2 separate regions of the Homo sapiens genome follow, and region 2 is linked to region 1. Evidence: chromatin loops called from intact Hi-C (ENCODE). Cell type or tissue: body of pancreas. All regions are shown on one strand. Each heading gives the region's core, and the rest is flanking DNA. Links, peaks and the distances in the headings are about the cores only.

Region 1 (5,385 bases), core at 239-5,238:
AATTAATCCCTTCCAAACGGTAAAATAACTTTCTTCTTGGAAAGAGTTATTACAGTCTTATTCTTTACAATCTTAAATACCACTTAGGTTAGCGTGAACAATACATGAAAAAAATTACACTAGTTAAAAAAAGAATGATTGCGACCTAGGCCAAGTGCATTGCAATTATATGTTCATGGAAAAGTGAGCTTTCTACTGGGAAGAGCACGATATAGATGCCCATGAAATTTCCAAAGTTTAAGTATTTTTGTAAATTAGGTTGTTCCTAGTTAAACAGGTGGCTTTAAAGGCTGGTTTCACTGTTGTTTTAATCATAGTTTAGTTACCATGGAGAAATATGCAAGTTAGCATTTATACACAGAAGTGAAATTTATGCTGCATAGATAATAGCCTAAATTTAGCTTGACTTAAGTTTACCACTTCCTTTTTTTTAAACAAAAAGAATAGTAATATATCACATATATCCATTAACAAGTTAATTTCTTTAAACGCGACTGTTATATTTTTAGAGAATTTCTTTTCTTAAGCCTCAGACACCTCTGTCACTGTGACCTCTTCCAGTGCTGAGTATAATGTAACATATTACATCAGATTTGCTCTAATTGTTTCACCCTTAGGTTTAATAAAACACTTTGCTGAGTTTAAAATCAGTTATGTGGTGAAAAAGTAATGTTTGGACACATTGCATCTAGTTGAGTTTTATAAAGGACTATTATTTTCTACTGAAAATCTTTAGGAAATGTGCCATGCTGATAGGACCAATCTGATATCATAACCCAACGATAATTTTGATTAGATATGTTTTCTAAAGAAAATTCAGAGACAGGTCTATTTCTAATGAACTGTTTTGATCTTAATGCCTTCTTCACTGAGTAATAGATTTTTCACTCTGAATTAAGATGTTCGTCTGTGTGGAATCCAGCATCCGTGAGCTGTCTTTCCTGCTTTACCCTGTACCCCTGAACGAAGGCTAAGTTTTCAAGGACAAATGTAGTAAAAGTGTCCTGATCCAACATGAGGTCCCCCAGCACAGAGAGAGAGCAGCAGATCCCTTTCAACACCAGCTGTTCTCACAGATATAGATTGCTGCAGTGAAATTTTCTTAATATAATTCAGGAAGCTCTAGAGAATTCTCCAAAACAACTGTGCCAACAAGGAAAATGTTGAATTTTTCATCAGCTGCCCAATGCTGAGAGTTAGTGGGCAATCCGTTCATTCATGACCAGATGTTCAGTGTAGTAACGCTCCGCAGTTAACTTGAACCTTGTGGCCTGTTTACCATTGGCTGCAAGGACATTGGCAGCAACCTGGCATTGGAGAATTGAGGCCCGCACAAGCGAAAGACCGAAGTGTGTGTCTGTGGCTTCCTGGTTTTCACCAGCGACCAGACAAGGTAGGGAATGATGAAAGAAAGGAAAGACATCACATCAATCATTTTGGAGGTGGGAGAATTTGCTATATGATTGTGTCTTGGGGGAACAGTAGGCAAATTCTTAAACTCATTTTTATTTGGAAAGAAAGGCAGTCTTTGTTTATTTAGTTAGGCAGATTTTTCAACCTATGTCTAAACCATGAAACTTTTTGTAGTGGGGGCAAGTAGGCATGGGTGGTTAAGACAGTAAGAAAAAGATTTCTAAATTTAAACTGGAGGAAGTCAATAAAATTGACTCTTAATATTGAAACCTGACAAAGTCCAATCTAGAATTGGAAATATGTGATATTTTTGTTTTAGGTGAGTGTTATTATTACAAGTGGAGAATACTTAGATCTTCCATTCATACAGATTCATCATTTCCTTCATATACATGTTTGGAGGCCATGACATTTTTGTGAGCTCTTTGAAGTAATGATGTTCAGCGGGAGGGGGAACTTAGATGGAGCAGGAGTTTTTGAACAAACAATTTGATTTTTTACTTTGAAAAGGATTTTGCCTGCAAATAATTAACAGTGTTTAATTCTGGATTTGCAACAGGCCAGGCCTGGGGAGGGCAGAGTTTGATAACGTGAGGCTTGTCTCAGATGGGGGGCTCATCTCTTCCTGACTACACGGCACTGCACAAGAATTTGAACTGTTTATTTCAAAGCAGCATGCACAAAGGAACTTTTAAAATCTTTCTTATTTAACCGTTTTTAACTTGGGCCACGTCTGCAAGAAGTTGCCATGTCTGCAAGAAGTTGGCCTTTGTTTACTTGAAACTGGAACAGAATGTCATCATGGAATAAACCTTTCGCTTTTTGGAGACTTGGATTGTTTTTCTCTTCCTATAGAATTCTTGACTGCCCCCCCCAACCCCCCTCCCCACCACACACACACACATCCTTACTGACGCCCATCCATGAGGCACAACTGTAACTTGCAGGACCTTTTAAGCAGAAGCCTTGCAGTAAGGATATTTGCTTTGGCAGAGCTTTCTGCCTTTGGTTTACAAAGTTGCAGTGAACACTTCCTTTGCATTTCCTGCTTACAGAGAAGGTGGGTTGCATGTCGCACTGAGATATGGAAATTCCTCATGACTCCATTTCAAGCCTGAACCTCTTGGCCCTTAGAATCCCACTGCTGAAGTATGTGTTTCTTTTGTCTGGGTGATTTTTTCTTTTTCTGAAAAGTCCCTTGGCTTGTTGACTTAGAAAGAGGAGGTTTTGAGTTACAGCAGGTCCTGACTTAGGGCTGCTGGGATGCAAGGTGAAGGCATTGCGTTGTTTTCCTGGATGCTAACTTGCTGATAGAAAAGTGAGAACCAGTTTACAGTAGCTCTGACACTACTGTTACCTTTCTGCAGTCCTCTCCAGCTGCTCCGAGCCCTTCGATGCCTTCGCCATGCACACAGTTTGTTCTTGGGTGTGAAAGCAAATAGTATTTGAGTTGGCAGCGACTTCTCTTTCAGTGGAGTTTGCTGCCTCGGCAAGAAACCGCAGCCTGAGCTTTCTGCTGCTGAAGGTTTCCACTGGCAGGATGGCCTTTTCCCACATTTCCTTGGTTTGAGGAAACAGATTTTTGAACTTTTTTTTTTTTTTTTAAAGACAGAATGCCAACATTTAACAGCTGGAGTCAGTATAATTTATGGTTTTCACTTTATGTTCTTGTGGATGTATAAAAATTAAAAATCCACAATTATTATTAAATTATGCAAGTTTTTGCAAAAAAAGTGATTAAAAATAGAACCTCTGTTATGAGGCATTCAAGAAAGTCATTGTTACCTAAACAGGTATTCTCAATTATTCTATCTTTAATGGTTTTTAATTGTTGTAATTTACTCATATTCTCTTGCATCTCTCAGAGGAGATGTTTCTGAAAGCTCTTCGTGTTTTCTTTGAGGAGCAAGTAGGAGTTTGTTCATTTGAACCACTTCAGTTTTTTTCCACCTTATTTAATTTATTTTATTATATTTGTTTTGTACACGTCGTTGTGTTCATCCTCACTTCAGGTAACCCTTACTGCAACAGCACTTATAAAAGCAAAGCAGTCATAAACCTGCTACCTATCGAGATGATCCTGTGCCAAGAGGAACGCAGGTGTCGCTCATGAAAGTGATGCAGGCCTTTGTGAGCCACAGACCCTCCCTTGTAGGAAAGCCTCAGTTTTCCTACATTTCCTTTAGGTGAAATTTATAACCCGCCCCCCCCGGCCCCCCCCCCCCCCGCCGCTTACAGATATAGCATATGGAGTCCTAATTGATTGGAGGCCTCACTGAATTTGCACCATATCGGAATCAGGAAATGAATGCAGTCAGCCAATAAAAAGTGATGGAATGTTGCCTCAAGATATGTAATATTTTTGTCCTATCAGTACACAAATACTAAATTTTTTTTGGTTATTTAAAAATTTCTAATGATAGAGATAAAGATTCTGAGAACCTTTATTAACATCCTCCCAAAGCCACACCTTTAGTTAAAAAGTAGCTCTGACATTTTTGTTATCTCGATTTCTCAGAAAATAAAATAGGAAGTGAAAAGGCCATTCTACTTGGTACAGTGTGTTACTATAAAGACCATTCGCTCTACACGTTAGATTTAGGGTCAGAACATTAGCTGTGATGAATAGCTAGGGACAAAATTTTTCTTTTCTTTTCAAGGATAGTGGCAGTTAATCATTTTTATCTGTCCGCCTTGTAGACTTGATTAGATTTATTATGTATGCCGCATGTTTATGGCATTTTTATTATATGTTGTTAATTTGTTGTAACTGCCACTATGTTTTTTTCTTCTTCCCTTTTTCTCCCTTGAGCACCCTTGAAAGCAACTAAGTGTTACCTTGTGCTTTAGGAAACTTCATTTAATTTTTCATTTTAATAAAAGCCCTAATAGTCAACAGGTTAAAAAAATAATAACCGGTGTTACAATGTGTATCTTCAGATAAAAGGAAAATTTGTACTTAACGTTAATTTTGAATTCTTATGTTTTCTGATGTTGATGAAGTAATGCATGTTCGGGTAGATTTAGAGAATACACGGCTATAAAAACATTTCACCTGAAACCTAGAAGGGCGAGCTGCGGAACGTGCACTAAACTATAATTTTCTTCATTAGTAGAAAGCCATCTATATAGTTTTCAAATCACTGCTAGGTAAGACAATTGGGCCGTTTAACATTTAAGCTGCTTAAAAAGTCACGCAGTTGAATGATGCATTTAGAACATCTTTTTTAGCTTACTAGCTCTCAGAATGGATATGGAATCTGTTAAATATAGAGGCCATTCTTTAAATAAGGCCGACAGTTAAAATTGGGAAGCCAGAGAATTAGATTGGAAATGATTTACGATGAGTCTACAGGACATTAAAAAAAATAAAGTTAGAAAAGGAAATCCACTGGCTGCATTGGCTATATTACAGCAGAGAATTTTTACTTTTCATCCCTTTTGAATTGGCTGGATATATGGGTAATGCATAGAAACAGACTTTCGGGAAAAATTGACAGAACTTTTCTTTTTATTATATGTTCTGGCATTGGTTTGGTATTGGCATCGTAAGCCTCTGACTATAACCAAGTCAGTTTCTTGTTTTGACAGTTACAAACTTTTTTTCAATAACAGAGAACCACCCATTCTCTTAAGAGCATTAGACGTTGAAATAAATAGAAGCTGGATTGAACAACGACTTTGTTTGTGTCATGCCGCATGAACACATGGGTCCTTAATAAATACCATTTGAAGATGACACATGGGTGTGGTTATTGAGTTTATAATGTGTAATCATCACACATGCATATATCGCTTTTAAGAATTGTTATGCATTCGTTCATACGCACAGCAAGAAGTTGATACATTTTTATGGAAAAAAACCAATGTGAATTCAAAGAGACAGATTACAGACAATATTAAGTCATTCAGGTGTGAAGTGGTTTCACTGATGCTAAAACTTGTTATGATGGCTCATTAAAACATCTGAAA
Region 2 (5,385 bases), core at 316-5,315, 400 kb after region 1:
AGCTGCCCTCCAAGTTCTTACACTCTAGAAGGAAGAATAGACTACAAAATAATTTGCTAGTGCGACTGTCCATTCATTGGGCAGTGCTAGCTGACATTAACAGGTTCTTGAGAACACCAGAAATTTATTCAAAAGAGAGTTTCAGTGCTAGAAAGGGGCCAAGCCAAAGCAGGTTATATCCATTAGTTATCACTCAATCAGATGAAATAGATAAGAAAATGTTAGCAATTTTTAGTATTTAAAGAACCCTTGCCCTGAGACACAGTTAAGAGAAGCCTTAACCAAGGATTCGATTGAGAGTCTTTGAGTTGCAGACCTACCACATATGGGGGCATTTGGGACACAGTACAGTTATACTCGAATCTATTCTTTATAGGCTTCCTCCTTCTCCGCAGTTCAGCATTGCTAGGTTTGTGCTGTTGCATTTGCCACTTAACATACCAGTGTCTAGAAACATACTTTTTAACTTACTTGACTACCAGTCATTGTGCCCATAGAACCTGAATTATTGGGGCAATCAGGTCCCTCCAGCAGCAGGAACACTTAAAGAGATGTGCTTGTCGTCAAACAGCCTATTTCCGTTTTCTGTTGGCATCGTCCCTCCCTTGTTCTCTCAGCCACTGACTGGTGCATCACCTCCTTTAGAGGGGATTACCTGCACATTACTGACCCAAAGCCTATTTCGTATTTCTTAAAGCATTTATCAGTCCAGGAAAAACCTGAACCTCCAAGTATCTCAGTGTGTTACAAAATTATCATTGATTAGCTTGAACTTGAAAAACATTTGTCCCACGTAGCACTACAGGAAAGAGCAGTTAAGTTTTCATCAATTTCCAAAGGGGGATGATCACTGTATTAGAGTAGGAGGACAAATCTCCCCTGCCACTCAGACTCACAAGACCTCTCTCTTCAGCATGGTACGTAAGTGTTCACATGTGGTAGAGATAGACCACACATGTGCCCCATCGTAAAAGCAAACCCAGTAAGCTCAGATTGAATCTTACCATATACATCGATGGAGGTTCAGGATGTCTAACCTAGAGGGTCATCATAAAAGGATTCCACAGGACAATTCAGAGGGCACAGTAGCTGTAGAAGCAACCAAAGCTGGTGAAGGTCACTTAAGTGCTGTGTACCTAGACAGCCTCCTTGAATCTAAACCCCAGAAAACTTTCACCCAAAATGGAAGGCCCTTGTGTCTCTGATCTATCAGACAAACCTCCCTAAAGAAAAAGATGCAATTTTTCCAAAATAACTACTGTTAGCCATAGGGGATAGTGGCTGGAGATGTTCCCCTTCACAGAGCTATCTGTACAATACCAAACTTGAATTAAACTGAAAAGCTTTCAAGGCTGTACTGGTGAGATTTCAGGAAGCTGGGCAGAAATAAAGACAATGGGTTGTGGAGACTGATTTAGACTGTCTAATCAGCACTGTGCATGACAGCTGTCCTGTCCCTGTGTATTTAAAATATGACTTGAGGCCGGGCAGGCGTGGTGGCTCACGCCTGTAATACCAGCACTTTGGAAGGCTGAGGCGGGCAGATCACCTAAGGTCGGGAGTTCGAGACCAGCCTGACCAACATGGAGATTACCCCATCTCTAAAAACACAAAATTAGCCAGGCACAGTGATACATGCCTGTAATCCCAGCTACACAGGCGGCTGAGGCAGGAGAATTGCTTGAACCTGGGAGGTGGAGGTTGCAGTGACCCGAGATTGCGCCATTGCATTGCAGCCTGGGCAATAAGAGCAAAACTCCATCTCAAGAAAATTAATAATCATAAAATAAAATATGACTTGATTTACGAAACCACAGTTTCAATAGAAATACCAATTACAAAAGGCAAGGTACATCTATGTTTGTTAAATTATTGTTGAAAGATGTAAAAATATATGGTGAATGTTTTCTTAGCGGTAGAAAGAATGTTTATGTAGAGCTTGTTAACAGGGAAGGGTTGGTTAATTCCATTCTCTTGTTGCAACCTTCTACTGGTCTTATTTGGAGAAGAGTCAAGAAGACATCTCAGTGGGCCTTCTGAGCCTTTTCAAACATTTCCTACTGCATTTCATTATTGCAAAGACAGTTATAATTTTTAAACATTTTACCAGTGGACCCCAGCTATTAACTGGGATCTAAAAGTGTAAACCCTGAGAGGTGTGTGAGTTCCTTATACTATACACATAGACACCTAACAGTGAGACAGACACCATAAAAATCATTTGGGTCGATGACATACATGGCTTTTTGAAATCAGGGAATGCAGTAAGATTTCATCTGTTCTTTTTTGACAGATTCTTTTGGAATGATGTACAGATGAGATGAGTTAGAAATGGAATGGAGCAAAGTTCCCATAATCAGTATACATAATCTTATACAGGTTATGAAATGTGCAGTCTTCCCTCCACCCCCACCATGACAGAGGGACAGAGACACAGGAACTAGAAAGTTGTTGAGGATAAGAACTCCCCACTGAGAAATGCCATGGCCAGGATTGTAAGGAAACACTTGAAGCTTCCGCGATATTGGGCCCCCACTGTCCACCGGCCGTGGGCCTAGGGATTTAAATTCATATGAATCCAGATTACTTGGGTCCTCTTAGGTGGGACATTCATATGAACTCTTCCAGCCTCTAAGCTAAAGAAGAGATGTCACAAAAAGTTGCAGTGGTGGTTGGATTTTAATTCCGTTTGGGGAAAAGGGGAAACCATCTGATTTCACAGACAGAAAAAAAAAAAATACAAAAAACATCTGACAGAATTGACTTCACTTAGGAAGCTGAGACAGTGGTACAGATACATATTTCTGATCACATGTAGTGGTTTTAATTTGTTCTGTGATCATGTGACATTGCTAAACTGCTGTATATTTTTTCTGATGGATGAAGATGTCCTGATGTTTTCATCATGTGTCATCGGGGCAGGTTCAGGACAGGCTCCCTACAACCCCTCAGCCTCTAGGCCCTTTAAAATGAATATTGAAAGCAGGCAAGGGAAAAAGGAATCAACCAAACCAAGGTTGATCTGCCTGGCAGGCGACGGGGGTGGAGGTGTGTGTACCTTGTATTCTTTAATGATTTTATTCCATTCAGTCACTACTTACCAAGCACCTATTATATAGGGAGCACTGGATACAGATAGTAAGGTGGTGTGGCCTCTTCCCGTAATACACAACCTAGTAGGGTAAGACCAGGATGCCTTTAACTTCCCTGCCAGGCAGAGTTTCTAAAAGCAAGGGGTGAGGGATTGGGGAAGGTGACAGTGGAAAGGGTTGTTGGCAAGGACATTCCAGGCCAAGGGAGCCATGGAAGACGTTGCCTAGATTGTAGGATAAGGAAGAAAGGATAGTGGAAGGATATATTGCTCTTAAAATTAATCTGTCTGTTTAACACGAAATAGGGTGACCAACTGTCCCAGTTTACTTTCTTGGACTGAAGGGATTCCTGGGAGTTGGGATTTTCAGTTTCAAAACTGGAAGAGTCCTGGGCAAGCTGGGAGGAGTTGGGTCACCCTACTCCACTAGCTGTGGGAGAGAGCTATTGAATGCCCCATCTTCTGCTTGTAATTATTTCATCTGGCTTGGAAACCATTTGACTGGCCAGCTGTTGAGCTCCTGCTGTATGCCAGGGCACTGTCCTAGGTGCCTTATGTCCCGAATTTCTTGGAATCCCCACAGTCCCTCTGTGAGTACACACCACCCTATTTCCTTGATTCTAAGAGTCACTTTTTTTTCTTTTTCTTTTTCTTTTTCTTTTTCTTTTTCTTTTTCTTCTTTTGAGACGGAGTTTTGCTCTGTTGCCCAGGCTGGAGTGTAGGTGGCAGGATCTCGGCTCACTGCAACTTCCACCTCCCGGGTTCAAGCGATTCTCCTGACTCAGTCTCCCAAGTAGCTGGGACTATAGGCATGTGCCACCATGCCCTGCTAATTTTTGTATTTTTAGTAGAGACAGGTTTCATCATGTTGGCCAGCATGATCTCAAATTCCTGAGCTCAAGGGATCCGCCTGCCTCGGCCTCCCAGAGTGCTGGGATTACAGGCCAGTGTGCCCAGGTAGGAGTCACTTTTTAAAAGAAAAATATAACATTTGGAAATCAATATATGTCTTACATTTAATGAGTGTGTTTAATGTAATGTTTCTTCTCATTCTTTGAGAAGGTATTACTAAATCCATGGTTATTTTAACTATCACTGGCCTCTTAGAGTCAAAGAAATAATTTGCAGGGATCCCTCCCAGATGAGGAAACTGAAGTTTAGGAGGTCTGATTAACTTGTTTAATGCCAATGGCGAATAAGGGCAGAGCCCAGGAGGTTAACCCAGCCTTTGTAGCCTGTGCTCCTTTTATTGTGGGATCCTGCCTTAACGCTTCCACCCAGAGGATCATTGTGGCCCAGCTGGGCTCTACGCAGGAACTGGTTTTAAAACCCGGCTTTGGGGGCCATGCCACTCTGCCTTGCGGAGCTCTGTCCTGGGCATTCCATGGTAGCAAGGCAAGGCTGGAGTCCGGTGACACTGGGATCACTCCAACATCTCCCAAATCATCTACACCAGGAATTGTAAGCTCTAAGAAAATGTCAGCAGGGAGAAAAGTGCACAAGTTTCAGTAGCAGAGGGAGACATTAATCCTAACACAAATCAATTACCGTACGAACTTTACATGTGATTACTGTACCATTAGTGGTGCTATTTGTAATCACACCAGCCTCCTAGACTTTAGCAAATTTATTATCTGTAATGTATCCCCCTTTGGCCCTGTCTAACCCTGTTTGAGGCAATACTCAGGACAGTTCCTATACTAGCGGCCTCACAGAGCCTCCTGATATGCCCTGCACAAGCCCTGAGCACGTCGGGGAAAGAGAGGTCCTAACAGCACGGTAGTTCCATATTGCCAGTGCTTTGTAACTGGAGCCAAGAAAAAGAAGAGAGAGAGTCTCTGGGTTTCTCACTTCCATGTCCTTCTGTGAAAACCACGACACTTATTTTTCATAATTTAAAATCCTGCCTTACTCTGGGAGCATTAGAATTCCTAGACTATGACTTAGTATTAGTGTGCGTCTGCTTTAAATGTCAAGAGAGTCTTTAATAATAACATGTAAGGAACGTTAAGATGGTGACAGAGTACAATAAAAGTAGGGAAATTCTTCGATTGGGGTGCAATGAGCCATATATTGCCCACCACCTGAATGCGGTAGTTGGTGTGAAAGAACTCATTTAAAAGTTTTTCACTGGTACTAAGTTCTGAAGCCATAGTTTGACAAGGTGGGTCAAAAATAATTGATAAATGCTCAGTTTGGTAGAGTAATTTGAGTTCTGCTCCTTCTAGTCACTGCTTTTTCTCCCCCTTGTTTTTCTTCTTTTCATCATATGTACGTCAGAGACCTGTGTTATT

Evidence for each region. A loop is a pair of places that touch in the nucleus more often than their neighbours do. Peaks named below come from ENCODE experiments on the same cell type or tissue, not always from the same donor. Only the 100,000 strongest peaks of a DNase experiment are listed, where the experiment ranks them.
Region 2: it touches region 1 in a loop (2.3-fold over the local background); 7 of 110 quality-filtered maps call a loop at or near these places.

What each region holds. Positions count from the first base shown.
Region 1 is chr3:71,387,494-71,392,878 of GRCh38, reverse strand. All of the region lies in intron 3 of FOXP1 (forkhead box P1), which reads left to right. Among named protein-coding and RNA genes, the nearest start is that of FOXP1-AS1, 100 kb to the right of the region's middle. RefSeq lists an enhancer at 547-626 and a silencer at 2,307-2,601. In body of pancreas, for the core only: no CTCF peak of the experiment used is centred there; a DNase peak (open chromatin) is centred at 2,888; H3K27ac peaks cover 2,126 bases.
Region 2 is chr3:70,992,384-70,997,768 of GRCh38, reverse strand. The region is part of intron 13 of FOXP1 (forkhead box P1); the gene reads left to right. Among named protein-coding and RNA genes, the nearest start is that of FOXP1-AS1, 290 kb to the left of the region's middle. In body of pancreas, for the core only: no CTCF peak of the experiment used is centred there; no DNase peak of the experiment used is centred there.